Regions from separate parts of the Homo sapiens genome. Here region 2 is linked to region 1. Evidence: read pairs that join two places in POLR2A ChIA-PET (ENCODE). Cell type or tissue: MCF 10A. All regions are shown on one strand. Links, peaks and the distances in the headings refer to the core of each region. The heading gives the core; the rest is flanking DNA.

Region 1 (16,139 bases), core at 3,814-11,813:
TTTCCTGAAGCCACAAAACTGGTAAGCAGCAGAACTGGACTGTGAGGCTCTGGCCCAGATGTGGTCGGCGCTCTTTGTGGTCAGCCAGGCCACACCAGAGGCCATTTGCCTGCTTTTCTGTTCATTCATTCATTTTTGGTAAATCTTGTCTGACCATCTACTAAGCGCTGGGTCCCAAGTTAAGACAAAGGTAAACAAGGCCCTTTTCTTGCTTTCTGTTCCAGTTGGATAGGGATCAGAAAGGCAAAGCCGGCAGTTGCAGTCTCATGTGGTAAGGGCTGTAGGGAGATGCCCAGGGTGCTATGGCTACCCCTAGGAAGGACTTTAAGGGTGAAATTGTGCCAGGGGCTAAGGCTTCCTAGAGGAAGTGATAGCAGAGCTGAGGTACCAGGAAAGATTTAAATGTTCTTTACAGAAATCTGTAACATAAAAGGCGAGGCAAGAGAGAGGAATGGTACATTTGGGGAATTAAAAGTAGTTGAATTTGCCTGGAATGCGAAGGGCAAGTTGGGGAATGGTGGAAGATGAAGCTAAGGACACCTTAGCTTAAATCTACCGAGGCCAGATCGTGTGTAGTTGTGGAAACCATGGTTAAGAGATCTTCACTGCCCAGAGCACAGTGAGGAACTGTTGGAAAGGTTGGGAGCCTGAGAGTGACTTGATCAAATTTGCAGCCTAGAAGAATTCCTCTGGTGCAGTGGGAAGGATGGGCTCACTGTTGCAACAGTTATTGCAGTCTGTTAAAGTAGAGACATTAGCTGATAGCATAAGGTGCAATAGCATAAGGTGCGATAGCGTAAGGTGCTTTTCTCTTCTTCAGTCTCTGCAGTAGCATTCTGGAGGAATCCAAAGGCCTCTTCCAGAGCAAAGCTAAAAATGGTGGAGAAGGGAGAAGCGGAATTTGCTGTCTTCCATGATTTGGTTCCAAATACACAAGCCTTGTTCTGGTTCTTTTTAACATCTGTGTGTCTCAAGTCAGGAAAATGGCTTGAAAAGCCATAATATCATCATAGCCCTAGCGTTCAGATTACCTTCTTTCAATTAGCTAACCAAGATAAACTTCGATTTCATGAAAGTTGTGTACTTTATCTCCAAGTCATGTGACTAAAAAAGCCAACTCTTTTAAAAACATACATGTTTCTACACGTTTAGAATAATTTTAAAGTATCTATCTATAGCAAATATAATTTTAAACATCCATAAAACAAAAATATAGCTCAGGATCTTTTCATTAGGGTCTGGGTTCTCAAAGAGCACGTTGCAAGGTAAAGCAAAGAACCTTAGAGAAAATGTTAAGTGCTTCTGTCAGACAGAGTTTTCTCAAGTGGCTGAATGTTTGGACTCACAGAGCTGCTTTTTTTCTACGTAAAGAAAACTCTTCTCTTGTAGACCCCTCTACATTTTTCTCATAAGCAATTCTCTTTAGAGATTACTTCTCTAATTTATCCCTCCCTTCCCCTCCAAAAAGAGAGATGAGAGATTATCTCAAGGAGCTGGCAGGACAGAATCAAAAGCAGGGGGGTGTGGGTGTGGAATAAGTCAGTGCAGACCCAGGTCCTTGCCGTCGCTGGAGATCTCTGAACTTTGCCGCCTCCCTCTTTGCTGAGGTCCCTCAGGTGGCCTCATTGTTTCTATTACCTTGGTAGAAAGCCTGTGTGAAGTCCCTGCCTGCCTGGCAGTCTCGTTGCCATGGAAACTTCCATTCCGCACACCTGATTCACACATCACGCTTGGCTAAGTCCAGACAGAGGTCACAGACTGGCATTTGCCCTTTGTTTCCCCTTCTTGTGTTTTCCAGGCACTTAAAAATGGATATAGAAAGATGAGAGGGTGGGCAGTGTTGTGTGTAAGAACGCTTTGTTGTCAACTGTAGAAGTGTGTGAGGAAAAAAAAAACCAAAAAAAAAAAAAAAAACCAAAAAAAAACCTTGTAAATGGAAGAGCAGAGCAAATGGCAAAGTGTGCATATAGTTCTAACCTTCTCGTAAGAAAGCAAAGTTTGAATCCTGTAATGTGTCTGAAAGTGACTTTTTTTCTGGATTTCTAGGTGAGATTGGAAATGGGTATAATAGATTCCAGAGTCTGCGGCTCCACAGGGAGTTTTCTGTCCCCTTTCACCAAGTTGCTCTTACACTCTAGGATTGCAATGTGGGTTCAGGTAAACCATCCCTGACAGCTGTATGTTAAGAATCAAATTCTCTGATGTTGCTTTCTATACTGCAGCTTTACTTTTACATAAAGTGTAATACTTTAGAAAGCATAAATACTTTTGAGGAAATTATCCTTCGTTAGAGGTCAATACATTTGCTGGAGTAATTTTCTGTTTACCCTCTGATTTTTTCTTCTTCCTGTGTAACTTCTTTAATATATAACTTAGAGAAAAGGACCATGTAGGAAGGCAGATTATTAAAGTTCTTGCCCAACCAGAATTTCTCTTTCTTAGGTTGAGTCGTTTTCTTTTGATTCTTGTTTATAAGGCTGAGATTTAGAGATTAAAAAAAAAAAAAAAGACTTTCCAAGGGACATGGGACACGGCATTCAGCCCTCCTAAAACATTAAGTTGGCCAGGCGCGGTGGCTCACGCCTGTAATCCCAGCACTTTGGGAGGCCGAAGCGGGTGGATCACGAGGTCAGGAGTTTAAGACCAGCCTGGCCAACATGGTGAAACCCCGTCTCTACTAAAAATACAAAAATTAGCTGGGCATGGTGGTGTGTGCCTGTAATCCCAGTTACTTGGCAGGCTAAGGCAGGAGAATCGCTTGAACCCAGGAGGTGGAGGTTGCAGTGAGCTGAGATCATGCCACTGCACTCCAGCCTGGGCTACAGAGTAGACTCTGTGTTAAAAAAAAAAAAACGCAAACAAACAAACAAAAAAACCCACATTAGGTTTCAGACATTATGTGCAGTGCAGTTATCATGTCTTGGCAGTCGGGTTAGCTCGTGAGTTTCTGTTTGCTCTTACCTCCATTGACGCTTCTGTTTCTTCTCATTTGTCAATATTCCTCCTGTTTAGATGGCCTTGATTTACAAAATATGCCCTTACTACCAGCAGTCAACCAGACCTGGGTTTCAAATCTCATCTACCTTATGTCCTTGGATAAAATTATTAGCCTCCATTGTCTCATCTGTGAAATGGCGTTAATAATACAAAACTGCTGTAAAAAAATTGTAATTTTTACAGTAGATTGCAAGATACCTGCCACACAATATCTATTGTTACTATTATCCTGTTAAATCAGTTTAGAAATAACATTTATAGCATGTGAAAGCATATGCTTGCTCTCAGTGTTACTAAGTTTGGTGTTGTTCTTGACTTTGGCCAAGGTAAGGACAGGTTGGGGCTAAGTATATGGATGGTGGATGGAAATAAATTATAATTTTTACAAAAAATAGAGCATGTACACACACATTCTCCTTGTCTTTTTTTCATTTGTGTACTCACCCTCAGTCTATTTTTTGAATCTCCCTACAAATTCAAGTGGCAAAATGAAAAGGTTGTACAAGTATTGGAAGATAAAATATTGTCATAGAGACATTTAGCGAGCAGTGGCTCTGCTCTGTCAGCATTTCCAGGCAGTCATAGAGGTACATGTGTGAATTCCCATTCTCATGACCCCAAGGCCATTCTAATCCCCCCATTCTAATCCCCTGGCTCCTCACCTCCTTCCCCTTCCTCTCACTGTTCTCACATTTTCTCCTCGTTTTTCCTCCTCTCCTCTCCTTCTCCTCCTTTTCTCCCCGTTTTCTGTTTCCTCCTCCCTCTCCCCCTCCTCCTTGTCTTTTTCTTCTTTCTTTAAAATTGTGGTAAAATATACCTGCTACAGAACTTACCATCTTAACTGTTTATACGTTTATGGTTCTGTGACATTACAAACTTCCACATTTTTTGCAACCATCACCATACTCCATCTCTTGAACTTTTGATCTTTCCAGACTGAAACGCTGTACCCATTGAACTCTGACTCCCCATGCCTGCCTCCCATCACAGCCACTGGAAACCACCATTCTACTTTCTGTCTCTATGAATTTGACTACTTTTGGTGTCTCGTATAAGTAGGGTCATATAGTATTTGTTCTTTTGTGACTGGCTCATTTCACTTAGCATAATTAGCCTTCAAGGATCATCCCTGTTGTAGCATGTATCAGAATTTCATTCCTTTTTAAGGCTGAATCATATTCAATTGTATGTATTAATATATACCACATTTTTGCTTATCCGTTTATCCATCGACAGACACTTGTGTGGCTTTCACATTTAGTATTTGTGAATAGTGCTGCTATGAACATGGGTGTACTCATATCCCTTCAAGAGCCTGCTTCAATTCTTTTGGGTACATACTCAGGAGTGGAACTACTGGATTATATGGTAATCGTATTTCTAATTTTTTGAGGAACTACCATACCGTTTTCCACAATGGCTGTACCATTTTACATTCCAACCAACAGTGCACAAGGGCTCCAGTTCTTCCACCTTTTCACCAACATTTATTTTCTGATTTTTCGATAGTAGTCATTCAAATGGGCGTGAGATGGTATCTCGAAGTTTTGATTGCATTTCCTTAGTGATTAGTGATGTTGAGCATCTTTTCATGTGCTTATTGGCCATTTGTATATCTTCTTTGGAGAAATATCTATTCAGTTCCCTTGCCTGTTTCTTAGGTTGTTTGTTTTGTTGTTGTTGAATTTTTAGGTGTTATTTGTGTATTCTGAATATGAATCCCTTATCAGAAATATGATTTGCAAATATTTTCTCCCATTCTGTGGGTGGCCTTTTTACTCTGTTGTCTTTTGATGTGCAAAATTTTAAAATTTTTAAATGAAGTCTAATTTATCTATTCTTTTCCTTTTGTTGCTTATGCCTTTGGCATCATATCCAAGAAATAACTGCCACATTCAATGACATGAAGCTTTTGTCCCATTTTCTCCTAGGAGATTTATAGATTTAGGTCTTATGCTTAGGTCTTTGTTCCATTTTGAGTTAATTTTTGTATATGGTGTTATGTAAAGTCTGACTTCATTCTTTCGCATGTGGACATTTCATTTTCCTGGCACCATTTGTTGAAAATGTTGCCCCTTCCCATTGAGTGGTCTCGGCATCCTTGTCAAAAATCATTTGACCATATATGTGAGGTTTTATTTCTGGGTTTTCTGTTCTGCTGGTGCATCTCTCTGTCTTTATGCTAGTATCACCATGTTTTGATCACTGTAGCTTTGTAGTAAGTTTTGAAGTCAGGAAGTGTGAATCCTTCAGCTTTGTTCTTTTTCAAGATTGTTTTTGGCTATTCAGGGTCCTTTGAGAGTCCCTATGGATTTTCGAATGGATTTTTCTATTTCTGCAAAAATTGTCATTGGGATTTTGATAGAGATTGCATTGAATCTACAGATTGCTTTGGGTGGTATTTATATCTTAACGGTATGAAGTTTTCTAATTCATGAACATGGTATGTGTTTTTATGTATTTATGTCTTTTTAAATTTCTTTCAGAAAGTTTTTATTGTACAAGTCTCTTAACTCCTTGATTAATTCCTAAGTATTTCATTGTTTTTGATGCTATTATAAATGGAACCATTTTTGTAATTTCCTTTTCAGATTGTTCATTGTTAGTATATATAAATGCAACTTACTTTTATATGTTGGCTTTGTATCCTGCTACTTTATTGAATTTATTATCTCTAACAATTTTTTGAGTGCGGGATCGGGGGATCTTTCGGAGATAAGATCAGATCATTTGCAAACAGAAATAGTTTTATTTTTCCTTTCCAATTTGGATGGCCTTTATTTCGTTTTCTTGCCTAATTGCTCTGGCTAGAGCTTCTTGTACCATGTTGAATAGAAGTGGTGAAAGCAGGCATCCTTGCCTTATTTCTGATCTTAGAGTAAATGCTTTTAGTCTTTCACCATTATGATGTTGGCTATGGGTTTTTTCATATATGGATTTTATTATATTGAGGTAGATTTCTTTCTAGTATGTTGAGTATTTTCAACATGAAAGGGTATTGAATTTTGTCAAGTCCTTTTTCTGAATCAACCACATTGAGATGATCATGTGGTTTTAGTCTTTCATTCTGTTAACATTATATATTATATCAATTTTTCTATGTTAAACCATCCTTGCATTTCGGGACTAAATCTCATTTGGTTGTGGTGTATAATTCTTTTAATATTCTGCTGAACTCAGATGGCTAGTATTTTGTTGACAGTTTTTACATCAGTGTTTATAAGGGATATTGGTCTATAGTTTTCTTTCTTTTTCTGGCTTTGCTATCACGGTAATACTGGCCTCATAGAATGAATTAAAAAGTGTTTTATCAGCCGGGTGCAGTGGCTCATGCCTGTAATCCCAGGACTTTGGAAGGCTGAGGTGGATGGATCACCTGAGGTCAGGAGTTCAAGACCAGCCTGGCCAACATGGTGAAACCCCATCTCTACTAAAAATACAAAAATCAGCTGGGCATGGTGGTGTGTATTGGTAGTCCCAGCTACTGAGGCAGGAGAATCACTCGAACCCAGGAGGCAGAAGCTGCAGTGAGCCAAGATTGCGCCACTGTACTCCAGCCTGGGCAACAGAGTAAGACTCAGTCTCAAAAAACAAACAAACAAACAAAACGTGTTTTATCTTCTTCAGTATTTTGAAAGAGTTTGAGAAAGATTGGTGTTAATTCTTTATTTTTATTTTTATTTTTTGAGACGGAGTTTCACTCTTGTTGTCCAGGCTGGAGTGCAATGGTGCAATCTCAGCTCATTGCAACCTCTGCCTCTCAGGTTCAAGTGATTCTCCTGCCTCAGCCTCCCAAGTAGCTGGGATTACAGGCATGTGCCACCATGCCCAGCTATTTTTTGTATTTTTTTTAGTAGAGACAGGGTTTCATCATGTTGGCCAGGCTGGTCTTAAACACCTGACCTCAGGTGATCCACCTGCCTCAGTTTCCCAAAGTGCTGGGATTATAGGTGTGAGCCACTGCGCCTGGCTTACTTCTTTAAATGTTTGGTGGAAGGTTGTGCATTTTTAAAAACAGTTTTAAAGAATATATTTAATCAGCTGAACTGAGGGAATTGTTACATTTAGGATAAAGAGAAGTTTGGAAAACTGTGGGGTTTCCAGATTCATTGTTTTATCTCCAAGTGACAATTCCCTTCTGCTCTCCCGAGTCTTTACCACAGGACTGAAGATTCAGTTTGGCCTCTGTGATGTGGCCTGGCCGACAGTCTGTTGCTCTCTCATCCTTTAGGAGTCCTGGATGATTAGTAAGCATTTTCTCACAGCAAATGATTCAGAATGAAATGTAGTTCCAGATACAAAAATTATTTCTGAAAATAACCTCACTTCTTTAAAACCATTTCTGTTATATGTTGATTTAAAAGCATTTATACTGATCTCCAGTCAACTTTCTCTTTCTCTTGGTGTTCCTTCTTCATCCCTCTCCCCACTCTCTTTCTCTCTCTTGCCTGCCCACCTGCCCGCCCCCCTCCCTTCCTCCCTCCCTCTCCTTCCCCCTCCTTCTTCCTTCCTTGCTTCCTTCCTTCCTCCCTCCCTCCCTCATGGAATACCCAGAACAATACTGTCTAATAGACATATAATATAAGCCACATGTGTAGCCATGCTAAAAAAAAAAAAATGAAGAGAATTAGGTGAAATTGATTTTAATAACACACTTTATTTAACCTAATATATCCAAAATATTATTTCAATATTTAATTAATATAAAAATTAATGAGCTATTTAACTGTATTTTTCATAGTAAGTCTGTGAAATCCACTGTTTTAAACTTGAGATACATCTCAGTTTGGACTGATCACATTTCAAGGACTCAAGAGCCACATGTGTCTAGTGACCACTGTATTAGACAGTGCAGACCTAGTGTATTTGGTACCAAGCACGTAAAGTCCAGAAAAGGGCAGCCCTCCACTTTGCTTCATGGACAGGACAGATCAATAAAGGATGAATGATGGCTGTGAGTACCTGGGGAGGAGCTGTGCATAGAGTATTAGGGAAGCCCAGAGGAGGGGGTCCAAAGGCAGACCTGTGAGCTGGGGCCTCCCTGCAACTTACTTGGCTTGTTCACTACCACTAGATCTCATTTCTTTGAACTAGTCCCCTGTGGGGAGGCAACTGAGCTGGAGTTTGGCATGGGCCCCAGTCCATCAGACATTAACTTTTTGCCTCATGTATTAAGAGAGCCACTGGCAAGTTCACATTTAATTACAGGCTCTGCTCTGGCCACAGGTTTGGGAGCTGGGATTTTGGAATCACAACCTCACTGCTTTCTGTTCTGGTCTGCCTTTCATTCCCACACACAGGATGGCTCATCTAGCTTCCTGGAGATTGCTCTCCGGCCAGGTGCACCTCCTTGCTTCTTTTTACTGCAGTGCCCAGAGGAAGATGTAAAGTATGACTGAGGGAAGGGAAGGAAGAAAACATTTTTATTTTCTTCTTTGTCTAGACACCTCCCCTACTCATCTCTGGGAGGCAGCACCAAGAGCTCTGGTTGTTAATGGAAAGGTCATCAGGTGGCCTTCTGTGGATCCACCTTGTCCCCACCCTGGCCACTGTGCCTGACCTGCTTCTCAGGGATTTAGAGAGGTAGCTAATGTGGATGGTGTGGCTCCAGCAGTTAGGCAAGTGTGTGTATATCCAGGCTCCCTGCTTGGGGAAGGGTGGTAGAGAGATGTTTACAGATATCCAGCCAGGAAGTGCAAGGGAAGAGGAGGAGCTGTTTCCACTTACCCTCCTACCTCCTTTTGGCTTTCTCTTCTGGCATTGCCTACGGCCAAAAAGGGATGGGAATTTGGCAAAGTAAAAGTATCTCATTGTACTTCCCCACCCCTCCGTCTCACCTCCCTTCTAAGACTTTTTTCTACCCAGGTCACTTAATACTCAAAGACTGCAAATTCCTTTCCTACTGCTGATGTGGAAGAAGCTTGGAAACATGTTCCTTTCCAGGAGATAAGTGATACGGCAGAAAGACGGGTCAGATGAGGCCAAGGGATTGGAGCCAGAGTCTTACCAAACTCGCAGGCAGCTTGTGACTGCGGGCATGCTGTGCTGATGGAGGAGGGGAGGCCTGGGGGCTCCATGCTGTCGGGATTCCTCCCTTGATAAACAGAGTCAAGGTGGGTAGGGGGACCTTGTGAGAGGTGTCCAGCCCTTTAGAAGATTCTATTAGCATGTGTTGGCTTGTTAAATGATCTACCCATTGAGATTGGTGGCCTGGTCCAAGGCTTTGCTTCTGATACCACTTAATCTCTTTTAATATTTGAACTCTATACTATTAACATAGATTTCTTTGGGAACTGTATGCATTTTCCACCACAGGGAATCAAATCCAGCATATAAAGATGGCAAGAATCTCAGTAATTACCTAAATTCATGAAGAAGCCAAAGTAAAAATATTTCTTCTCTTGGGAATAATAAAATAAAATAAAATAAAATAAAATAAAATAAAATAGATGAGAGCTGAATAGCTCTTCTCCTTACCCCACACTCACAAATCTCCTAAAACTCAAAATTAATGTTACAATACACATTAGCAGATAGCATTTTTATCGATAAGTGTTAAATTAAGGAGTTAACACTGAGAAATTGAAACTGATTAAGAAAATGGAAAAGGCCACAGTATTTGAATGTCACATATGCATACTTATATTGTACCGTAGATACTGAAATAAGATCATTGTTACTGGTGCAGCCTGTGGTCAAATGCATTTTTTTTCTTTTTTTTTTTTTTTAAGACAGGGTCTCTTTCTGTCGCCCACGTTGGAATGCTGAAGTACAGCAGTGCAATCATGGCTCACTGCAGCCTTGATCTCCCAGCTGCTCAAGTGATCCTCCCACTTCAGTTTCTTGAGTAGCTGGGACTACAGGCATGCAATACTGTGCCTGGCTAATTTTTTAAATCTATTTTTTTTGTAGAGACAGGTTCTCAGCTCAGGCTGGCCATATGCATTTTGACACCCCAAAATATTTTGAATTATTCTTAGTTTCAGTAGATGAGATGAGTGATCATTTGAGTTCCTTCAACAGGTCATTAGACCAGACCAGAAGCGAGCTGTGATGATAACACAGGCTGTGGGCAGGCAGGCACCATGAGGCACAGTGAGAGCACCAAGACTGTGGGCTTTGGGTTTGAATCCTGGCTCCACTACTAATCAGCCCTGTGCAAGTGACTCAGCCTCTCTTAACCTCATTTATTTTCTGTAAAAATGGGAATTGTAGATTTATATTTATGGAGATTATTAAGATAATCTGTGTAAAATACTTAGTCCACAGTACCTGACAAATATTAAATTCTGAGGAAATATTAATTGCTATTATTACTACTTCAGCTCTGAAAATGCTGTTTTCTTGACAGTAAATGGCTGTTTTGTTTATTTCTGCCAGTAGCAAAGTAATATATTGATTGTTTAATGCCTTCTTGGCCTCTTTGAAAATGTTTAAAATTATGTTTACCTTTTCTTTATATCATTGCAGGTTTTGTGTGTGTGTGTGTGTGTGTGTGTATGTGTGTGTGTGTGTGTGTGAGAGTGAGTGCGTTTTGGGAGGCCAGTAATTACCCTGTGCAGATGGAGCTGCCCAAACAGTCTTTCCCATGGCAACTGAAAAAATAAAAAATAAAAGCAAAAACTTTGAGGTTACATAATTGCCTTCAATAGACTAGGAGGAGTGTAGAGATCATGACTTTTTTTGTGGGTTTTGGTGTTCTTTTGGTGTAAGGTGTTGGGTGAAGGTACAGAGGTCCTACTGAGTAACTGAACAGGATGCTGTTGCTTGCTTTGAAGTGAATAAATTGGTCAAAAGTACAAGTGGGAGGGGAAGTTGAGGTTTAATGAAGGAGGGCCATTATTAATGTTTCCATGGTTTTAGCAGTTTAAAAGTTGGGAGTTTAAATAATGTTGTTAGTTGTGGGGAAAACAGCCCACAGACATTCAGACATAGTTGAAGTTTAGTCTTTCAGTCTTCATTTTAATCTGAAGGTAGGGAGCCGAGCCTTCTGAATCACACAGCAAAGGGATTGCTTCGTAATTTTAACAGTCTGAATTATTGCATGCTCATAATGGCATAAGATTTGCATAGCTCCACCACTCTCATCAAATCCCAATTATCTGAAGATTGTTTCTCTTGGGAGGCAAAAGAATATTATAATTTTTGGGTTTCTTTTAATCTTCCAAAATGATTTATATTCATCCCCTTAAAACCTGGGTGTAACCAAAGGCACTAGGGCCCAAAGAACAGGTGTTGTCTTTCCAGAACATCCATAAAAGGATCCCTGTATACATTCTCTTTGCACCTCTTGTGTAGGGGTTAACATGGAAGGCTTCATTATTTGACTGGAAAGTAGGTTTGACTTTCCCACTGGAGATTTGATACTCTTAGCTCCAGAACCAAGAAAGAGAAGACTATTAGACTTTCCTTGCCCACCACCCCCTCCCCAACCCTGCCAAATGTATGCTAAGCCTATATTTGTTTTATTTCCAACCAATTTGTTGGAAATAAATTGGTTATTTATTTCCTTATTGGTTTTTCTCTCCAGAGACCCAAAAGATCATATAATGCCAACTCTATGTTATTGATAATAATCTGGGCATAGGAAGAACACGGAGAGTTGAAATCCACAAATCCTCCTAAAACCCAACATTCAAAAACCTCTTCTGCTCAGCTCTTTACATGTGAGCAAAGGAAAGGAGAATGAGAGATAAGATATTAAATGAGTACACGTGGCTCAGGGCACTTGGTGTCAGAAACTCTGCGTTACAATCCAGCCTCTTCCAGTTACCTGGTGAGCACTGGGAAATTTTTGTAACTCCCTGAGTTCTCCCTTTATCATTTGTCACATGATGAAAGAACACTTTAGTCTTGTTGGTTGTTGTATTAGATGAGATACGATATATGTGACGATTTGTAAATTTTGGGGCACTCTCCATGTGGTGCTCACTACTTTGTGTCATCTGATAGAGAGGAGGAGGAAGCATATATAACTAGCAGCCTGAGTAAATATTGGTTATCGTTTACTTCCAAATTGCCAAGAATGGGCCGTAAACCAACAATCTGCCTTGTTTAACCTCCATCAGCTACAATTGCCTCAAGGCCCCCAAATTGCAATTGGTAAGACAAAAACAATAAATGCAAAATCCATATTTGTTTTCTTCTTCCTTAACTTTTTTCATTCATGGTGGTCAATTGAGGTTATTAACCTAACTGACCTGCAAGGATAAACAAATGAGTTTTTTTTTTTAATCCTTTCTGGGAATCCTAAATAACTAGTTTCAATTGTTGTAAGTTGTGGGAGCTGGGAATTTGTTTTCTCCCCAGTACTGGACTCTTTTACAGTGGCACACTGGGAAACCAAATTTGAAACTCAAAGGAGAAATGGAACGGTGACAGTTTCCTTTAACCTGAGCTCAGGGCTTTGGCAATAGCTCTGCTCCAGGTTTCTGTTCTATCTAGTTCTGCCTGGAACTTAGATAAAGGAAAGCTTTCTGTATCTTCCATCATCCTTGCCTTGTTCTAATGTAGCAGGAGTAAGTCTTTCCTAATAGTGTTGCTTCTTTTTTTTTTTTTTTTTGAGATGGAGTGTTGCTCTGTTGCCCAGGCTGGAATGCAGTGGCGCGATCTCGGCTCACTGCAACCTCCACCTCCCACGTTCAAGCATGTCTTCTGCCTCAGCCTCCTGAATAGCTGGGATTACAGGTACATGCCACCACACCCAGCTAATTTTTGTATTTTTAGTAGATATGGGGTTTCACCATGTTGGCAAACCATGGCTGATCACCAGTAATTCCTGACCTCGTGATCCACCCCCCTTGGCCTCCCAAAGTGCTGGGATTACAGGCGTAAGCCACTGCACCCGGCCGCTCTTTTTTTTTTTTTTTTTTTGCCTTCACTTTATTAAAGAATGAGAGTTTTCTTTTACATTTTTTCTCATTGCTCTCTCAGCTGTTTTTTGTTGAAACTAGTATGGAATGACTATTCCTTTCCTTAGTGTGTGCGCCCATGGTGCATTACACATGGCACTTCTCCCTGTAGGGGCCCCACTCTATCACAACAACCAGTGTCCTCATCTCTCCTAGGCCTTGCTCCTGGCCCAGCCCTGAGCACATACTCTGCAATATTCGAACCCTTGATCAATTCTGAAAGCAATTTATTAACTTCCAGCCGTGAGAAAGAAGTGAATTAGTGGTCAGGGTAAAAATTGTAGGCATAGTTTAAAAATTCATTCCAGTGACATAATGAAAAATTTCATCAGGAGTCAAGATTGGAGATCTCTTTTTGGCTTTGCAACTGAGTAAATGTGGTAAAGTTACTTGATGTCTATGTACTTCAGATTCTTATTTATAAAATTGGACTGAATTAACATGACTGAATTAACACAACAGCATCGTGATTCTGCGTCTTTCAGTCCCATACAACTGTCCATAGTTTAGTTGTCTGATTAGGGATTATAATATTTGCGTCTTTTGTAACCTAAAGAATATCTTATGTTATTCAAGACTGCTCATTTTCATTGACGTGCTCAATACCCAAAGCACATAGTTTTTCAAGACTGACTATTCTCCCCTCTCCTGTGAAGGAGAATGGTAAGGGCCAGTTTCCTCATGAAAGCAACTGAAGAAACTGAAGTAAACGTGTCTTTTTTTTTTTTTTTTGAGAGGGAGTCTTGCTCTGTTGCCCAGGCTGGAATACAGTGGTATGATCTCAGCTCACTGAAGCCTCTGCCTCCCACTTTCAAGCAATTCTCCTGCCTCAGCCTCCCGAGTAGCTGGGATTACAGGTGCCCGCCACCATGCCTGACTAATTTTTGTACTTTTAGTAGTAACTGGGTTTCATCATGTTGGCCAGGCTGGTCTCGAACTCCTGACCTCAGGTGATCCGCCCACCTCGGCCTCCCAAAGTGCTGGTATTACAGGTGTGAACCACCACACCTGGTCAAGACATGTCTTTTTATCATGTCTTTCATCCGATCTTTGGAAAGGAGACTCTGTAACAAACAAACAAAAAAATCTTCTAAGCTGAGTTCAAGAATAGATGTTGCTTTTGGACTCACTTCTTTTGGAAGCTTTAAAAATGGGATCATGAGATCAGAATGTATGTAGGTATTCTCTGAAGACAGAATTGTATTTGTCCTTCTAATACCCATCTCTCAAACTTAGCAAGTGTTTAGTTGCTTCTCTTTAACATAAGCCTCTGTTGGTAGTTTGTGTATTCTTTTCAGAAGAAATGTAGGAAAAAATATCTAGGGGCTTATGAAAGCCAACAAAACTATAGTTAGAAGGTAGATGTGTTCCCTTAGAAAGATTTATATGGAAACTTGTTTTCTAGAAAGATGAACAAACAATGAGCCAGACTGTCCTTGTTCTTGTTTTAAAATAAACATATTTGTAGACCTGTAACTGGCTCCTGATGAGCAATACATGAAGCCATTTAAGGCATGAAGCTTTGCATTGGTATGGAACCAACTGAATAAAACTTGTTTATAACCTTGTATACCTTTCCAACATAAACACCATTTCTGGAGTTAATCATTTTTATACTGCTTTATACCTAACATCATGTGACAGCTTTTTCTTTTACATTTTTTCTGACCTGGATTGCTAGCTAGGCATTTGTATTTTTTGATGGTGATGTTCTAGGTTATCCTTTTACATGCCAAATTGGCATAAGCCAGAATATTATATTTTATACTTGTCAAAGGACGGCACATATTATTACTATGTCATAACTAGGGCTCACTGTTTTTTTTTTTTTTTTTAAAAACTGCTTCAACTTTCCACCTATGTAGAAACAAGTATACTTTTTAAGTGAATGCTTGGATTGAGGAACCAGGAAGTGTTTTTTACTCATCAGTATTGCCTCCCACCTGAAATAGTTCATTTCCTTAGAGGATATTGTGGAGTTTAGTTATCCATGAATCTGTTTTTATGGATTGTATTGAAGAAGATGAGGAGTACCATGCATTTTTTTCTGAGAGTAAAATTGTAACTATCAGTATGATTATAGTTTACTTTTTTGGTGCATTTAGTGGGTTTCATTAAAACTGATCTTGGATTTTCACAGTATGGGAGAGTGGGTTTTTTTTTGTGGGAGATGATGTCTGCATACAGGAGATTGTATTATAAATATGATGTATCCTGGAAATTTTGGAAAGTTGGAAAGAGTGACTTGACAACTCTTACATTGAACAATGTATCTGAATCTATTAATCAAACAGATCACTATCTGACCAGAAACCCCTGTAAGAGGGAAAAAGTCTTCAGTTCTTTTCCTAAATTTTATCCGTCTATACAGATAATATTTCTGTTCCTGTTTGACATGTTATTTTCCTCATAAACAGTTTTAATGGTTCCGTGCGTCTACAGGCTAAAAAGCAGAGGCCCGGTGATCTCATCTCTACTAGTTGACTCCAATCTGTCTTTTCAATAATGGCCTCCACACCCAGTCCTTTGTCAGATGTGTACTCTGAGAGGAGGCATTCTATGAAGGGGAGGGGAGACACTAGATTTAGAAAACTCTGGGTTCAAATTCCGGTGCTTCATTTATTAGCAATGTGAATTTTGTCAAATCACATCATGCCTCTGAAACCTAGGCTCTTAAAGGGTAAAATGTGTATAAATATATTGACTTTTGTTTTCATCTGTGATACCATGTGATATCTTTTAGGGTCAGGAATGTAGTTCTATTTCTTGAACTAATTATGGTGGCTAATTTGAATTTGCAGCGTGTAAACAGGCTATTTGGAATTCAAGCATTTCTCCCTTTCCTTGTCATCTATTTAGATGGTGAATTCTTCTTTTCCTATTATTTATTATCGAAACACTTTGACCACAAGGATACTTTTTTTTTTTTTTTGAGACGGCTCGTTCTGTTGCCCAGGCTGGAGTGCAGTGGTGCGATCTTGGCTCACTGCAAGCTCTACCTCCTGGGTTCAAGTGATTTTCCTGCCTCAGCCTCCCGAGTAGCTGGGTCTACAGGCGCTTGCCACCACGCCTGGCTAATTTTTGTATTTTTAGTAGAGTCAGGGTTTCACCGTGTTGTCAGGATGTTCTCTATCTCCTGACCTTGTGATCTGCCTGCCTTGGCCTCCCAAAGTGCTGGAATTACAGGCGTGAGCCACTGTGTCTGGCCCATAAGGATACTTTTAAATATTT
Region 2 (16,139 bases), core at 4,947-12,946, 71 kb after region 1:
TGTCCTTAGGGAACTGGGGAAAACTTACTGCAGCTGAAGGGAGGTACAGAAAAATCTCTCTTCCCCTGGGATGAGGCAGGAATACATCTTAGGCCCAGACCTATAGATGGGGGAGGAGCAGGAACCAAAGGATAGCCCTACCTTCAAGACCCAGGACTCACTGTCTGCCCAGTTAATCATTGCAACAGAGAACGTCTCCCATCCCCATCACCTGGCCGACAAGTGACAAGTGGCTATACCAGGATGATCCCCAGGTTGCAAATGGAAAACTAAGAACAGGGAATTAAATGGGTTGCCCAAAGTCTCACAGCCGGTAAATGGAAAAACAGATTTGAACCCAGATAGTCTGGTGCCAAAGTCCCCATAACCACCATGCAGTATTGCAGAGGCAAGAGAATGGGGACTTGGAGGGAATGAGGCAAATCAGAAGAGTGACTCTCCTGGAACGGACAGAAGTGGCCAACAGAGCATGTGGTTTTAGGAAAGAGGATGCAATTGACAAGACCAAATTTAACAGAGCTGTTGAAACAGGTGAGAAATGAAAAGTGTCCATTGGATTTAGCAATGTAGAAGATTTTGTTTAACTTTTAACAGTAAGCCGTTTTACTATAATTGTGAAGATTCAAACCAGAATTCACTGGATTCAGAAATGAATATAGAGTGATGAAGATGAGTTAGTAAAAATAGCCCACTTTCACCAAAAGTTTGGAGAGGACGAGGAGTTGGAGCACAGGTATGGAGTGACATGCAAAGAGGAGTGGTTTTTAAAGATAAAAGTGGGCCGGGTGTGGTAGCTCACTCCTGTAATCCCAGCACTTTGGGAGGCCGAGGTGAGTGGATCACCTGAGGTCAGGAGTTCAAGACTAGCCTGGCCAACATGGTGAAACCCCATCTCTACTAAAAATGCAAAAATTAGCTGGGTGTGGTGATGTGCCTGTAGTCCCAGCTACTTGGGAGACTGAGGTAGGAGAATTGCTTGAACCTGGGAGGCAGAGGTTGCAGTGAGTCAAGATCATACCACTGCACTCCAGCCTCGGCAACAGAGCAAGACCCCATCTCAAAAAAAAAAAAAAAAAAAAAAAGATAGAAGCGATTTGGGCTTGCTTACGAGACAGGGTGACAAAGCCAGTAGGATGAGAAGGTTTGTCCTCACAAGAAAGAAGAGTAAACAGAGTACAACGTAGTTGGTAATAGTTTATAAAATAGGCATAAAGAGGTTTGTTGATTTATCTGGGGTATGTTTTGTGGCAGTTTTCTGAGTGTACAAACACCCTTACTTTTTTTTAGCTTCTTGTAGTATTATTTTAAGTGATATATAATTTGCTCAATTTCAGTATATTCCTTATGTGAGCTAAGTTTTTATCCAAACTTAAATACATATGTGAATTTCACATACCTCTTGTGTAAATTTTTTTTGAGTAGGAAAAAGTTGTTTCATCTTTGCTGCTGTGTGTTGATATGCATTCTGTCAGAATACAGCTTTTTGGTAATGCTGCAATAAACTGTCACTCTAATGTAATAGATACATGTAATAGATACAATAACTCAATCATTCCATATTACTTGACATAATAAAAAAAATGGCTTGAAAAACACAGCCTAAAGAACAAGGTTGAAACTCTAGTTAGCACAGGTGTTAGGCTTTCTACTGTTGTAGTCAATACTTTCGGAGCTGATACCTTTGGAGGCAAGGACTGTGAAAACGTTCATGTCTTTATCACCATTGCCTAGAATGGTGGATGCCTGAAAATGTCAGAGGTATGGGAAAAGAGGATACATTTATTTAGGTTTATTATCAATATTTTAAAGCATATGGCTATTTTAAATGATTTAATCCCGTGTTTGACAAATAGTAGAACCTCCAGAAGCCCTGGAATTTCAACTACCTCCATGAAGTTTCAGCTGACTTTAGAGATTTAGTTTGATGGCCAATTACTGTGGGCAACCTAAAAGGCGTTGCACCTGGCAGAAGCACTGGACACATCCTTTCCTTATGCTTCTAAACCTTGAGATGATATCATCAGGTCCAGTTCCATAGTATCCATCTTATTCTCAATATTCACTCTCTCCACTGATACAAGTGTAGCACATCTGTTAATTTTTTAAAATGCATTAGTTTTTACTTCAAACATGAGATGGTTTTGTTTACACCAGTATCTCAACTATTAACACGTATTAAGGAAAAAATTAAAAGTTTACCTTTGGAAATTGAATTGACATTGGGAACTTTAGGTTAACTATCACAGTGGGTCACAGGAAAGAATCTGGCCAAATTTGTCAACCATATTTGGCCTAGTTTTCTGCATATGTTTGCCAGGTGCAACAGCCAGCTTATTGCTGGAGGGCACAAAAATCTGGAGGAAAGGCTTGGCACTTGTGCTGTTTAACCCATTGAGGGGTCTTATTTTTGCTGAGATTTTGCCTACAGAGATCTGATTATACAATAGCGTATGAATGGGAAAGTGAGGCTTCTCTTTGCCTTCCGTAAACGAGAGATTTATAGAATGCACCTGTCAAGCATTTTTGGGAACACAGTCGCAAAAAAAAAAAGAAGATTAAAAATGTTATCTGTATTGGGAAGAATACAGTTCTAGGTGTGAATGGTCAGGCAAATGGGCCAATTAACAAACATGTACTCTTTATTAGGGGGCTCTCAATTTCCCGGAAAGTTATCACTTAAAATGGGAAGCATGAATATATATATATTTTTATAAAGTTAGCCTGATATGTAAAAGAATTTCAGAATTTTTGACAAATCGTATAATTAGAGGTTATATATTTATAGCTGATTCAAATCCCAAAATGAATAGAGATGTCAAAGCCTTGAGCATATTGAACGTTTACACATGAATAAGCAAGATGGCAGAAACTGTTTTCAAGCAGACCTATTTTTTTGCCTTTGTATGTTTTTGGTGGTTCTTCAACTTGCAATTTCCATATAATATTTTTTCATGTTTACATTAGCATGTAATTAGCATACATATAATTCCATAGTGGGATATGTAAATGCTCCCCACTCCCCAAATAGGTCAAATGGCTGTGAATTTTTATTTTGTTTAATACTATACTTCTAGACTATTTGTTATTTAGACAGTAATTGTATTTTCTTTCTTTTTAATTATTAGTTTGAGTCATGTGGCAGCTTATTAAGTCCCATTTTTAAGTCAAAGACATTAATGTTTCAGGACAGGTGTTTGAGTTTCAGAATTTGGAGGAATAGAATTGAACACATTTATATTACTTTTCCCTTTCACCACACTTAGTATTTGAAGACTACAGTCACTCTTTAACTATCAAATTTTTTTCCATTATTTTCATAAAACCTTCATACAACCAGGCACCTAAATACTATCTCAAAGTCATAACTTACTTCTGGAGGTAGTCTCTCTGTAACTCTTCTCAGATCACTGGGAAATATCTGGGAAATGTTTGAGGAAAATATTTTAATGAAGTTTACCAAATTTATTTTTAATGCTCTGTGTGTGTATATACGTGTTGAGTGAAAAAGAGACACACACTATAGAGAATGTATTTCAATGATTAAAACACGCAGAGAATAAACCAGTTGAAGTATCATTTATTTGGACATCTTATCTTTCACCTAATACAGATGTATGAGGATTATGAGTAAAGTTATACATCTTTATATATATGTGTGTATATATATGTATGTATGTATATATATGTATATTTATATATGTAAGTATATGCATATATATTTATATCCAAAGACCTCTGACACAGGTGCGTGCATGTATACACACACACACACACACACACACACACACACACACACACACGCCTTTGCATTTCTTTTTCTTTTTTTTTTTGAGATGGATTCTCACTCGGTCGCCCAGTCTGGAGTGCAGTGGTGCAATCTCAGCTCACTGCAACCTCCACCTCCTGGGTTCAAGTGATTCTCTTGCCTCAGCGGACTACAGGCGCCTGCCACCATGCCTGGATAATTTTTGTATTTTTAGTAGAGAAGAGGTTTCACCACGTTCGCCAGGCTGGTCTCTAACTCCTGACCTCAAGTGATCTGCCCGCCGTGGCCTCCCAAAGTGCTGAGATTACAGGCGTGAGCCACTGTGCCCAGCCTGCATTTTGTTTCTGGTTAGCTCAGGTCAGTGAGTCATTACTGCTGGGTACAGATGTGAAGTGTAGATGATTTCTCTAACACTGCTGTGGGAACAAGTGGGGCTAACTGTGGCTGCTCCAGAGAGGTACAGTTTTTAGGGCACTGAGATTGTTGAAAAAGAAAATGACCAGTGATACATGTGTAGGTAGCTGGAGTGGGTGGCCCTCATCACTTCCATGTCACTATATACCCTGTATTTCTATCTTTCCCTTGGTAATTTGCAGATTTATTGAGACAAATATTTTCAACTAAGTAATTCTTCACATCCTAACATGTATAGTGAAATTCCTACTTGTAGAGTTACTGTGTAAACTTAGTAACCATTGGAAGCATGGAAAAAATTGATTTGGAAACCCTGAAAGCCCTATGATAATAAAAATCATACAGCACTGAACTTGCCTAGGTGTATTATAATTACATTTGTCTGCCTCCCCCCACCCCCATACTGTGCTTTCATTAAGAGCAGGGACAAATTTTAAATTTCCAGATTTTAAATTTCACAGTTTGTTATGGCAGAAGCACACAATAAAGGATAGTTGAATGAAGAAAATGATGAATGAAGTTTAATGAAACATCAAGGTCTCTCTATTTTGTTATCTTTACCAAAATCATTATTTTTTTTGCTTAGGTAAGTGGCAGGAATTTATATTTATATTTCTCTTTTTTTGTATTTACTGATACTGTCAAGGAACTATGATGTTAGTAATGAAAAGAATGCTGGAATAATAATACCAATACCTGAGTTTAAATTTTGGCGTCACCTCCTCGAGCCTTCATTTCTTCATCTGTAAAATGGGCTAATAATATCTATACCATATAAGTGTTATTTCACAGTTATCTTTCTTTATTCAGGAAACTCTTGAAAATCTCCCATAATCCTAAACTGCCTAGCTAATATAGTAAGGATACAATTTTGAAACATTTCATGATGCTTTAAAAAAATAAATCCCTGTAAATCTTGCTCTGCAGGTGCCATGCTCATGGATGGGGAATTGAGAGCCACTGTTGCTTTAGGAGTAGGGCAGGGACAGCCTAGATTCTAGAACAAATGTGCCCTGGTAGCCATCAGAGAAGTTCTTATAAAAACCAGGATTTGTTGAAAATTCTAAAGCTTACATTTAAATATTAAGAAGAAACCCTGAGGATCTGAGACAGGATCTTATGTAAAGTGAGATGCAACCACATAGGAAAGCAAGATCCTTCTGGTGGATCAAAGTGATGCTTGAGGAGAGATTGAGGATGGGGATCAAGAACAAGGTGATTAAAAACAACACAAAACACTTCGGAAGGTTGAGGAGGGATAGGCAGAGGAGGCCGTGTCTTCCTGATCCTCTGGAACCCTGGGGGAGTGCCTTTTGAGGATCTCCAAACCATCTTGGCACAGGTAGTAGAGTTGAAAAGTGGCCTGTTGAAGAAAAAGCCATTCTACTCACGTCTTTTCCAGGTACCTCATATCTTAAAATTGAGCCAGATGTTCTGGAGAGACAGATGATGAAGTGACCTAATAAGTAGGCATCAGCACACCTTGCAGGGTCCTGGTAGCTCTAAGCAAGGAAATCGGTGGCAGAGATTACAGGGTGCCCCTCTCCAAGCTGGAGTCACAGCTGAGTCTGAGCATCAGATAGAGCTGAGATGAGGAGTCTAGTCAGTCGGGGGAGATGGCCACAAGCAGGCATTGTTTGGTGCCTATGACCAGAGGACCATCCCAGACACTTCAGAAACAGTTACAGTGAAGTTAGAAGCCAACATCCACCAGCGACCAGGCAAGATTAGCTGTGCCTTACTCAGACTTCAGCAGCCCACCCAAGAAGGGCAGTGATGAGAGCAGATGTTCTTTTGCCACCACAGCGTTACATACGCTTCCTCTGAGGAGGTGCTAGCATGCCAGAAGGAGGGGGAAGAGAGAAAACAACCCGAAAGACTGAAAATCTGCCCCAAATTGACCATTTTCCAGAGAACCCGAGTGATATTAAATGAACCAGCTTAAAATGTTTGTTTTGTTTTGCATTTTTATCACCAAGGGAGAATGGAGACTTGTGAGCAACATGAAGTTAGTTATGTGACGGGAAACACCATTTTTTAAAAAATTATTTTTTGCACATCTGTATTATAATGAATACATTTCCAATCAGCCACACCAGTGTGTCTTTCTCTCTTTTTAACTTGTGGATGTATAGTGTTCCCATTTGTAATGTATGTATTTGGAGCATTTTATGGTATACAGAACGCTTTCCCATACGCCCTCTCATCTGTTCCTTACCGTAACACAATGAGGTAATGTCAATATTATTATGCTTATGTTTCAGGAAGTTGAAGATTTGTCCAGGAGCAGATAGCTGAAGAGAGAGAGAGAGAAGAGAGAACGGCTTACAGCTCAGGTCCTCTCTCCATGCTTAGGAACCACTACAAATGCTACTGCCTTGAGTCTCATTTTGTTTCCCTCTGGAAACCACATGTGTACCTTGTTTGCAACAGTATGGGTATGGATGTTTTGGTAGTTCTTACACATTTATTTTAAAATTTAAAGAAGTAGTGCCATAAAGCTTTATCAGGATGTATTTAAAATGAAAATAGTCTCTTGTTATCTAGCATGCAACTGATTCTTTCAATTTGGTTTGGTTAGTCAGAATCTTACCAGAAGTCTGTCCAGGTGATAGGTTAGTTGAGAGCATCAAGACCAACCAAAATAAAACAAAAACAATAGCCTATGGCAAACTCATTCTGATCATTTCACATCCTAGAGAAAAGTGCAGAGAAACAAAAATGAGTCAATATTTTATAAATTCAGGGTCAATATTGTATGCAATGTCAATAGTGTATGAGTTCCAAAGGTTTTGTGTCACTATTAAATTAGAAATGATCCATTTTTATTCGACGTATAGTAGATCGGGCCATATAATGGCCAATAAATAAATAAATAAATAAAACCCCCACACCAGAATACAAAGGATAGTGAGGAAACGTATTTTGTACGACAATTGCAAACCACTTATGGGCTTCAATACAAAGTAATAGAGACCATCTCTTCTCTTTGGCTTTCCATTCATTTTTAGCATTAGTGAATTTATGTCCTGTGCTCTTGACCTTGAGCCCTAAGAGGTGTATGTCTTTGCCATGCTTCTGTGGCTACATTTTAGGAGAGTGAGTGTGCATTACATGTCCGTAACCCAGATCTTAGATAGTAGAAGGGTGCTGTTATAATTTGTGGACAGAGGCTGTAATTTGGTGCTCAGGGATTACCTCCTTTGTATATGTTTGCCTACTGCATGCTACCATTTATTGTAAGCTTTTTATTCATGATCTTCATTCTAGTTGAATCTGTGGAGCTATTGGTCATGAGTAGAGAAATAGATCTATAGGGTTTTCTTGAATGGCATTTCTCATTGCTAATGTGTTCTGTGACCAGCCAGGTTTATGGATAAACCCAGTTTTTGTGTTTCTCTGAGAGGTATGCATCAAAGCAGTTTTTTCCTCTTCACTTAGGAATTTTAATTTTCCTTCAGGGTTCAGTGGGCCATTTAGTACCTCCATTATCTCATAAGTTATTCTTACTATTTAAATGACTTTTTTTTTTAGGATGTTAGCATGTTGGCCCTTTTACTTTTATTTTCAAAGTCAGACCAAACAAACCATCAGAGTGCTGTAAATTTACACCTTACATTTGTTTGGAATTCTTTTTATATTAATATTTTTAGAGTCTTCATATGCAAGCAGAAATTTTCCATCCCCTCTCCACTGATCACCATTGAGGACAGGGCATGAGATGGGCAAACCCATGCTTTTGTGTGCCTGTAATGGCTAGCCTCTTTGTTACACACTTTATATTGGTCGTTATCTGATAGAATTCCAACAAATGAAAACATGCCCAAGTTAAAGAAATTAAATCTCCTTATCCATCACCTTAGAAAAATGACAACACAGCATGTATGTAATTTAAAATGACTTGTTGGAATATTTATTGCTAGATTGGGAGAACATTTCTACTGATAAGAAGCTCCTTTGATTTATCAAAGTTTTCCATATTATTTGTTAATTAACTCCATGTCCTTAATATCCACAGCTCATTTTTCCTATGATAATGACTCCATTGTGAAACATATAAATATAATGAAAAATATCCCTACCTGTATTAAAAATTGAGAAACCTCAATTACTTCACACCCATTGTATTTTGTAGTCAGCTCAGGACTGTAGTTACATAACTTCAGTTATTATTGCTGGAGCAACAAGATAAGAGAGTCATTGAAACATTGCAAAAGAGAATGCAGTGGACCAGGGTGGTAATGTTGTCCTTGTAATAAGCCTACTCCTGCCATTGCTGTTAGATGAAGGTTTTCTTTTTCCAAGTGTTATATAATTATATGCAATTATTTTTGTCGTTTGGTTTTCCTATTATCTTTTTCCTCCTCTTTTTGACACGAAAATGATAGTAACTGGAAAATATAAACCAATAAGATTTGAGCTATTTACTATGTTAAAAGAGAATTTGCCAGGTTTCAAATTATTTCCTCATTTGGATCTAGCGTGCAGCACTTACTGATAAGAATTCTCTAACACATGTCTATTTAAAAGTATTAAAAGTATTGTGTACACATTTCAGCAAATTTTGGCAAAAGGGTGTCCTCTGATGGGGAAGTGACTGTTCCTTTCTTTTGCCATTTCCCAGTCTTAAACCCTTGTTTTTACATCAAGCTCCTTTGTTAAGGATTCAACATAAAAGTCTTTGATATTATTGAGTCCATCTCTGACTCATTATTAGCCAACACTTTGTGTCTGGCTGGCAGCTTTTCCGTAAGTGGTAAGGTCAGCCTCATACAGTATTGCACAGCCTTTCCCATTCCTTTTGCGTCAGTGAGAATCAAATGATTCAACAGTGAAAAGCAAACTCTTGGACTGGAATAGCAAGATGACCCATCTCTAAACAAAGCAAACTGACTAGGATTCTCTCATGCTTAACATGCATCTTACTGGTTCTTTATGAAGAGCTTTCTCTTGGTAAGAGTACTCTTTAATATTTGTCTTTACTACAGGTAATCAGGATCTGTAATTCATGATTTCTCTCCTCAGTTAACAAGGCTATGGAATATTTCAAAGCAACTCAGGGTCAGCATGGTATAGTGGAGAAGGCGTTGAGTCAATAGATACGTCTACCATCTGGGTGCTCATTGAGAGAGAGGCCTGTTACCTTCTCTTAGTCTATAACTTCATCTGTAAAATGGAAATAATCTTATCTGCTTCACAAGGTTGATGCAAAAGTGAATATGTATAAAATTACTTGGTAAAATGTAAAACCCTATTCATATATAAGGGACTGCTATCCTTTTAAGAAGCAGAAGTGTTTGCTATCATCATTTGAGAGAAGTTGAGAATACTGGAACCTTTTAAAAATTGCAGCATAATGTCTTGGAGTGATTTGTTAAATATTGGCTTAAACTAGTAGGATTTTCCTTTTTTCTTTTTCTTTTTTTGAGACAAGTTCTCGATCTACACATAGGCTGGAATGCAGTGGTGTTGGTGTGATAAGGGTCAGTGCAGTCTCAACCTCCTGGGCTCAAGTGATCCTCCTGCCTCAGCCTTTTGAGTAGCTGGGACCACAGGTGTGTGCCACTGTACCTGGCTAATTTTTGTAGTTTTTGTAGAGCTGTAGTCTCACCACGTTGCTCAGGCTGGTCTCAAACTCCTCGGTTCAAGTGATCCTCCTGCCTTGGCTTCTCAAGGTGTTAGGATTACAAGCGTGAGCCACCGTGCCCAGCCAACTAATAGGATTTTCAGTAGTCAAATTGTAGCATTTTCCTTAGTCTTTGGCTCTGTAAGATTATCATGTTACATTGGAAAATCTTTCTTTGACCACAAAATTTAAAATGAAACTGGATTTGAGTTAGCTAGTACTCCTTCAGTAAATTGTATGTATTTCCTCTTAAGTAATTTGCTTCTTCCAATTGTTTCATCTTTATCATTCATTCTCTTTCCTCAGTCCTTTATTCGCTGCTGAGGGGAAGCAATGAAGAATTTCCTTTGACTCTGCCCAGTTTTTTATGGACACAAACAAACCATTTTTTTTTTTAAAGAGGCAGGTATTAATTCAAAGGAAATGTAATATATTTTTTAAACCTAGTGGCGGGGGTGCCAGTTAAGGAACTTGTAAGTAAAAGTTGAACTTTGGAGCCAAAACGATTGTTGGGACTCATCATCTTCATAATGAAAGTCTTTGCAATTATAATTTCATTTGGCAAAGATGAAGTTGTACCCTTGGGAGATGCCTTGCCAAATCTTTATCCATAATTCTGAATTGATTCCAGCCAGACTTTGTTATCGGAAAACTACTTCATATCCTTTCCTTATGGTGTGTGCCCTTAACCTCAAGAATTCAGTTTGTGAACACTGAAACTGTTCACAGAAAGTGTTTGGAGAAGAGCGCCCTTTAAAAATTAGTCATTAAGGTATAATGCCATATGGGCTCAAGGGGTGGCAGAGATGCTGAGTGGCTTCTTGTTCGTTAAGACTGAAATATTTATATGAGCAGTAATAATAACAGCATATTTCAGAGTCTGTGTGGTATGAAATTGAGCAGCGATGCAATTAGATAATATTGACAGCCCCTATTGTAATTATGTAAATAGTAGTAAGTTCAGCTCTCCTTTTATCTTTCATTTCCATGTGCACATGTAAGGAGAAGGCTAGAAAATATATAAATGTTGGGCAGGAGTGCTTGGCTATTTATTTATAGGACAGAGTAGCCTGAAGCTTGTGTTCCCCTGAGTTATTTTTTTTTTCTTCGAAATTAAGCAAGTCCAGTGGGTTCCCAGAGGGGACATGCAAATGCTTAGTGTTAAAGCATCCACTTGAGGATCCTGACAACGTCATAGGTCCATTCTGAGTACTTTTCTTTTGGAGTTGTGTGTTGGGATCCTACTTGACTAATACCAATACTTTTTTTTTTTTTTTAACCTTTCAAACAGATAATTTAAAGTTGTTCTCCATAGAGATGTTTTCTATGTCTAGCTGCCTATCAATCTTTCCATCTCAATGCAGAAGTATTTGATTAGTGTATTTAAAGTAATAAAGATGCCAACAGTAGTGTCACCTTGATTGATGCTAATTATAAGTCTTTAATGGTTCCTCTGCTTCGGCCACTGTCTCTGCAGATTGTGATTTTTATGGTTAAAATAGTGCCCTGCTGTCCAAAGGCTTAATCATAAATTCTGGTCTCCCTTTCTTTAATGATTTTGCATGCAGTGGTATAATCCCAGTAACATACATTATCTTCGTTAAAAGCAAGCAGTGACTTTCATAGGGGCGATTAATGCATTTATAAGGAGCTTGAGGAATCCTCGTTGGGATCATAGCAGAGGTTACGATGATTGTGCTTCCTGGGCATTAGAATTAGCAGCAATGTTGCATAGACTGTCTGAAAATAATTGAAGATTTTGATGCAGTCCCTATTTAGCACACTAATGTTGTAAATGAGACTATAACTGCAATGGTAAAAAGGCAGGATTTGTAACCTGAAGATGCTATCAGTATGTGGCTGTCAGACCAGTGAAATGAAAAGCAAGTTAAATTATATGAGGGCTTTCCTTCTTTAGAACAGTCTTAAACAGATTTGGGGTCACTCAGTTTGAAATATCTGTTGATGAAAATATCTCTTATCCTGAAGTTTTTCAGGCTGAATTTTCACAGTGTTAATATATGTTTAGTCTTTAATCTCCTTACTCAAGTCCACAGATACAGTTTTAAATAAGAAGAAATGTGCCTAGTAATACACACATTTATGGGACTTTCAAGGTATGGATAATTTGCTTATGTAAATATATGCCCATATACACTACACATACTAATACTTCTCTGAAATGACATATCTTATTGCAGACAAGCTTGACATAAATTAAATCGATGCTTTGCTATCTTGTAAGAGCAGTTTACTTTCACATCAATTACAATGCATAGCTTCTTGCATGTAGCGGGTATTTTAAAATAGTGCTTTAATGCTCTTATTGAAAAAACCTTGATAATTAAAAAAATTGTTTTTTAAAAGCACATTAATACTGGCATACATTAATATTATTATGTACCTATTTTCTCCTATTTAATTTTACTATATTCTATGCTTACAAACTAAGCTAGATGGAACTATAATAAAATGTTAGGTGTTTATATCATATTGCTTTCCACTAGTTATTCAGTTCTAATGATAATATCATACTATAATATCCTCTGTTAGTGCTAACCACTGACATCTAGACAAAATTGTTAACTTCTAGTAAGGAGAAGATACTTTTAAAATTTTTGAACCATTTACATTTTCAAAGAAGGGAATGCTAAATTGCTTTATAGGAAGGTAGTTATTTCCCAAGTGGTTCCGGCTTATAGGGAGAAACCACAGACCTCAGAAGCCAAGCTTGAAAGAGTATTCCTCTTGAAATAGCATCTATTCCACATTTCTGGGGGTAGCTGTAGTTAATAATTCTGGATGATAAGCAAAAGTCTACCCAATATTTATTTTTTTGGTGGAAATTTGAGGAGATATGCCCAGCTGCATAGTGGTTATTAGAAAATGCCTCAATTTACAAGCCTTATATTGAGAAACTTGTGACATCTACTTTGGGTATTTACAATAATGACTTACTTGCAAAGTCTTTTATTTTGCCATAGTATAGTTTAAGGTGATTGTTTGAAATGTTAATGTTCAGATGTTCTGAGGTGCTCTTTTAGGTAATGGTTATCATCGGTGAGCCATTGGACATCTTTTCACCAGAGTGATAATACGGAAAACATGTACACAGAATGTAACCTCTCCCACAGGGAACGTTTATCTTCTAGAGCGTCACTCAGACATTCTAAACATGGGCAGACCAGAAGGCGGTGTTAGAAAGCTTGCGATGGATGAGGAGGGCTGGGATTAAATGAACTAGGATTGACTGCGGAAGAAGACTGGTATGGGAGCCTATGGGATTATTACTGGGGATCTGTATGGTAATTAATCCCATATGAAGACAATACCTACCCTCCAATCTGTTTGTCTACTCATTCCACCATTGTCGTGCTCTACTGATTATCAATAGTGTCATTAGAAAAACCAGAGAAAGACTCTTCTGTGGGTGTCAACAGTCAGCAGAGGTCTGACTAAGCATTCGAATGACATCTTGTGTGATTCTACAATGAGAGTTGCAAACTGCTTGATCAGAGGAGGTGTGAGCTGCATTGTTTAGTCTGTCTTGCTGTGTGATAATTTTCTTTTGTAGTTTTGATAAATTAACATTGGCTTATGTATTCAGCAATATTCAACAGGAATCTTTTTTTTCTAAGCCCCCGGGCTTGTGTTTAAAAATGCAGGTTAGTTCTCAGAGGCTTTCAAAGCATTTCTGCATCATGCTACTAATTAAGATAAGGTTATCATTTTAAGTTATACCAGGAATGCAATTAGAGCTTCTAGTGAGAACTGTAGCAATCAATTTTCTACAAATTATGCAGACCTGGTAAGGTAGAATACAGTTTTAATAGGACAAGTGAACATACAGTGATTTATTAGATATAATGTGAATTCAAAAGACACCTGGACACAGCATCTGTAACACATCGTGTAGCCCAAGTCACTGGGACTCTAGTTCAACAGCCCTTCAGTGGGAGAGATTTAATAATATGCCTTCCATTCTCCATTGTTCAGTGACTGTTATTTTGGATTTTGAGAGGGATTTTTGTTTTTCAGTTTGAATGGTTTTAGACATGAGAAAGGATACAAAGCGCAGATGAGTGAGGCCCCTCGTTTATCTAGACTGACCCACTGCGGAGCTGTGGGTCAGTCCTACCTGTCATTCCTTTTACTTTTGTGGGACCCACAGAGTCCAGGTGACTAGCTGACAGTGTAATTAACTAATTTTTCTACACTGTCCATCTCTGCTAAGAGTATTTGGTGTTGGATAAGAAACTTACATGCCTTATCTGCCAACTGTCGGTAATTACTTATTCATTGAATGGATACCTGTTTTCTAAGGATGTACGAGGACTGCAAGGTTGAATAGCTCCCGAGGAGGCTGTAGATCTTTTCTTCCTAGGATCACTGCAGGTCTTCTGGAGCTCTCCATTAGGTCATAAATTACAGTACTTCTGGGCTTCCTTTTCTTAAACCTCTTAAAAATATCTGGAACACCTTTTACTTCTCCCTGGTTGACTTTTATTCCATTTGACCTATCAGCTTGTTCTACATTTTTCCATGCACCTAAATTCCTCAAATTGCAGTTGTTCATTCAATGTATATCTAGAGATTTTCCGTTGTGTGCCATGCATTGTGCTAGGTATTGGACACATCGTGGTGAAAAAGGATACTTGTGCTAATATCTGTAACATATGCCTGCCTTTCCCACCTCCACCATTAAGCACGTAACATCCCTTCCCAGCACTTGTGACCTTGCCTTGTAATTTACAGAGAAGATAAATATCCTCTAGTACAATCTCCTCTATCTTCTCCTTTCTTCCATATCTGCCATTATCTGCAGCTGAAAGGTGTTTTCTTTCTGTTCCGTCTCATAGAAAGTGTCACATCTCCTCCATTAAATTGCCATGATTAAGATAAATTTTCTTTAATGTTTCTATGCATTAATTTTTCCAATAATTTCTCTTTTTGCGATAATTTTTCTTTTCTTTTCTTTTCTTTCCTGCATAATTTTTTTCTACTTTATCTCAATCTTTCTTACTCTTCTGCTATTTCCCTTTGGCCAACAAGCAGGCTCACATTTTAGCTCAACCCTATCCAGAAACAAAAAGTAAAAAATCTGTTATCTTACCTGTTACTCATTCAAACTTCCTAGTTGCTAGTTTCTTCAAAGTGTGCCTACACAAATTCTGATTTTTCTTCTTCATGTCTCTTATTACAACAGTCTGGCTTCTGGACCAGCAAATCTCTAGACCAAAACACACCAGTGGCCAAAGTTTACTTCTCACTTCACTTAGCCTCGTACTAACATTTGTTATTGCTGCGTCTTTCCTACTTCTGAAAATCGGCAGCTGTCTTCAATCTATGGTGTCATTTCTTCGTCCTCAATTTCTTAGGCTGAGTTGTCCTTTTTTTGCTAACCCTTTTGGTGACAATGTCCCTCAGGGTTTCAACTTTAGTATTCTTCTTTACTTACTCTGTGTGAGGAGGTTCTTAAAACAAGAGGCTTCAAAGGTGAACTGTGAATGCCCTAAAATCATATGCTAACATATATGGTGTGGGTACCTACATTTTTCTGAGAAAAGGGTTTGTAGCTTTCATGTGATTCTCAACAGGTGCCAAAGACCAAGCTACAGCTGAAACCTCATTCTTTGAATGGTGGCATCCTCTTCCATGGTGTCCTGCTCCAAACTCTCACCTGCGTTTGTGCTGTATTCTATCTCAGGCTGACACATTGCTGTTGACCTAAGTTCTTAAAGAATCTTCCAGTGTGTTCTGTTTCCACACTCAGTTTTATGCCAAATTCTTTCCATTATGATTCAGAAATATAATTAGTCTGTCATGGTTTTGTCTTAGTTAGATTCCCTGTCACCTATTTCTTACCATCCTGGTCCAATCTGCACAATATCTCCAGAAATATCTTTTGATGTATCCTAAAATTAAAAAGCCTGCTCCTAGGATTTTCCCTCACTTACTATTCTTCAGTACATTCTTTCCCTCCTCCTCTACAGGTCAGGTTCCAGGTGAGAAATCACTTGAATTATAAAAGTCTTCAATATAATTCTCCTTACTTATATCACTCTTCCTCAACTTATGAACACTTTGAACCCTTTGCAATTAGCCAAGAGAAAACTCCCCCTTCACCCTTTAAAGGTTTGCTTAAAAATCAACTGACAAAAGACAGATTAATAGGAGAAGAGGCATACACGTTTATTAACATGCACTGGAGTCTTAACAAAATATAAGAACTCAAAGAAATGGCCAGATGGTTGACCTTTTTTTTTTCTTTTTCTTTTTCTTTTTCTTTTTCTTTTTCTTTTTTTTTTTTTTAGATAGGGTCTCCCTCTGTTA

What was found. ChIA-PET counts read pairs that join two places held together with the same protein. Peaks named below come from ENCODE experiments on the same cell type or tissue, not always from the same donor. Only the 100,000 strongest peaks of a DNase experiment are listed, where the experiment ranks them.
Region 2: POLR2A ChIA-PET joins it to region 1 with 10 read pairs; 2 of 35 experiments call an interaction of 5 or more read pairs at or near these places.

What each region holds. Positions count from the first base shown.
Region 1 is chr6:22,034,785-22,050,923 of GRCh38, forward strand. All of the region lies in intron 7 of CASC15 (cancer susceptibility 15), which reads left to right. Among named protein-coding and RNA genes, the nearest start is that of NBAT1, 100 kb to the right of the region's middle. RefSeq lists an enhancer at 2,836-2,945. In MCF 10A, for the core only: no CTCF peak of the experiment used is centred there; no DNase peak of the experiment used is centred there.
Region 2 is chr6:22,104,303-22,120,441 of GRCh38, forward strand. CASC15 (cancer susceptibility 15) reads left to right here. Exons shown (of 12, transcript NR_015410.2): 9 at 6,445-6,618. Among named protein-coding and RNA genes, the nearest start is that of NBAT1, 35 kb to the right of the region's middle. In MCF 10A, for the core only: no CTCF peak of the experiment used is centred there; DNase peaks (open chromatin) are centred at 8,369 and 8,949.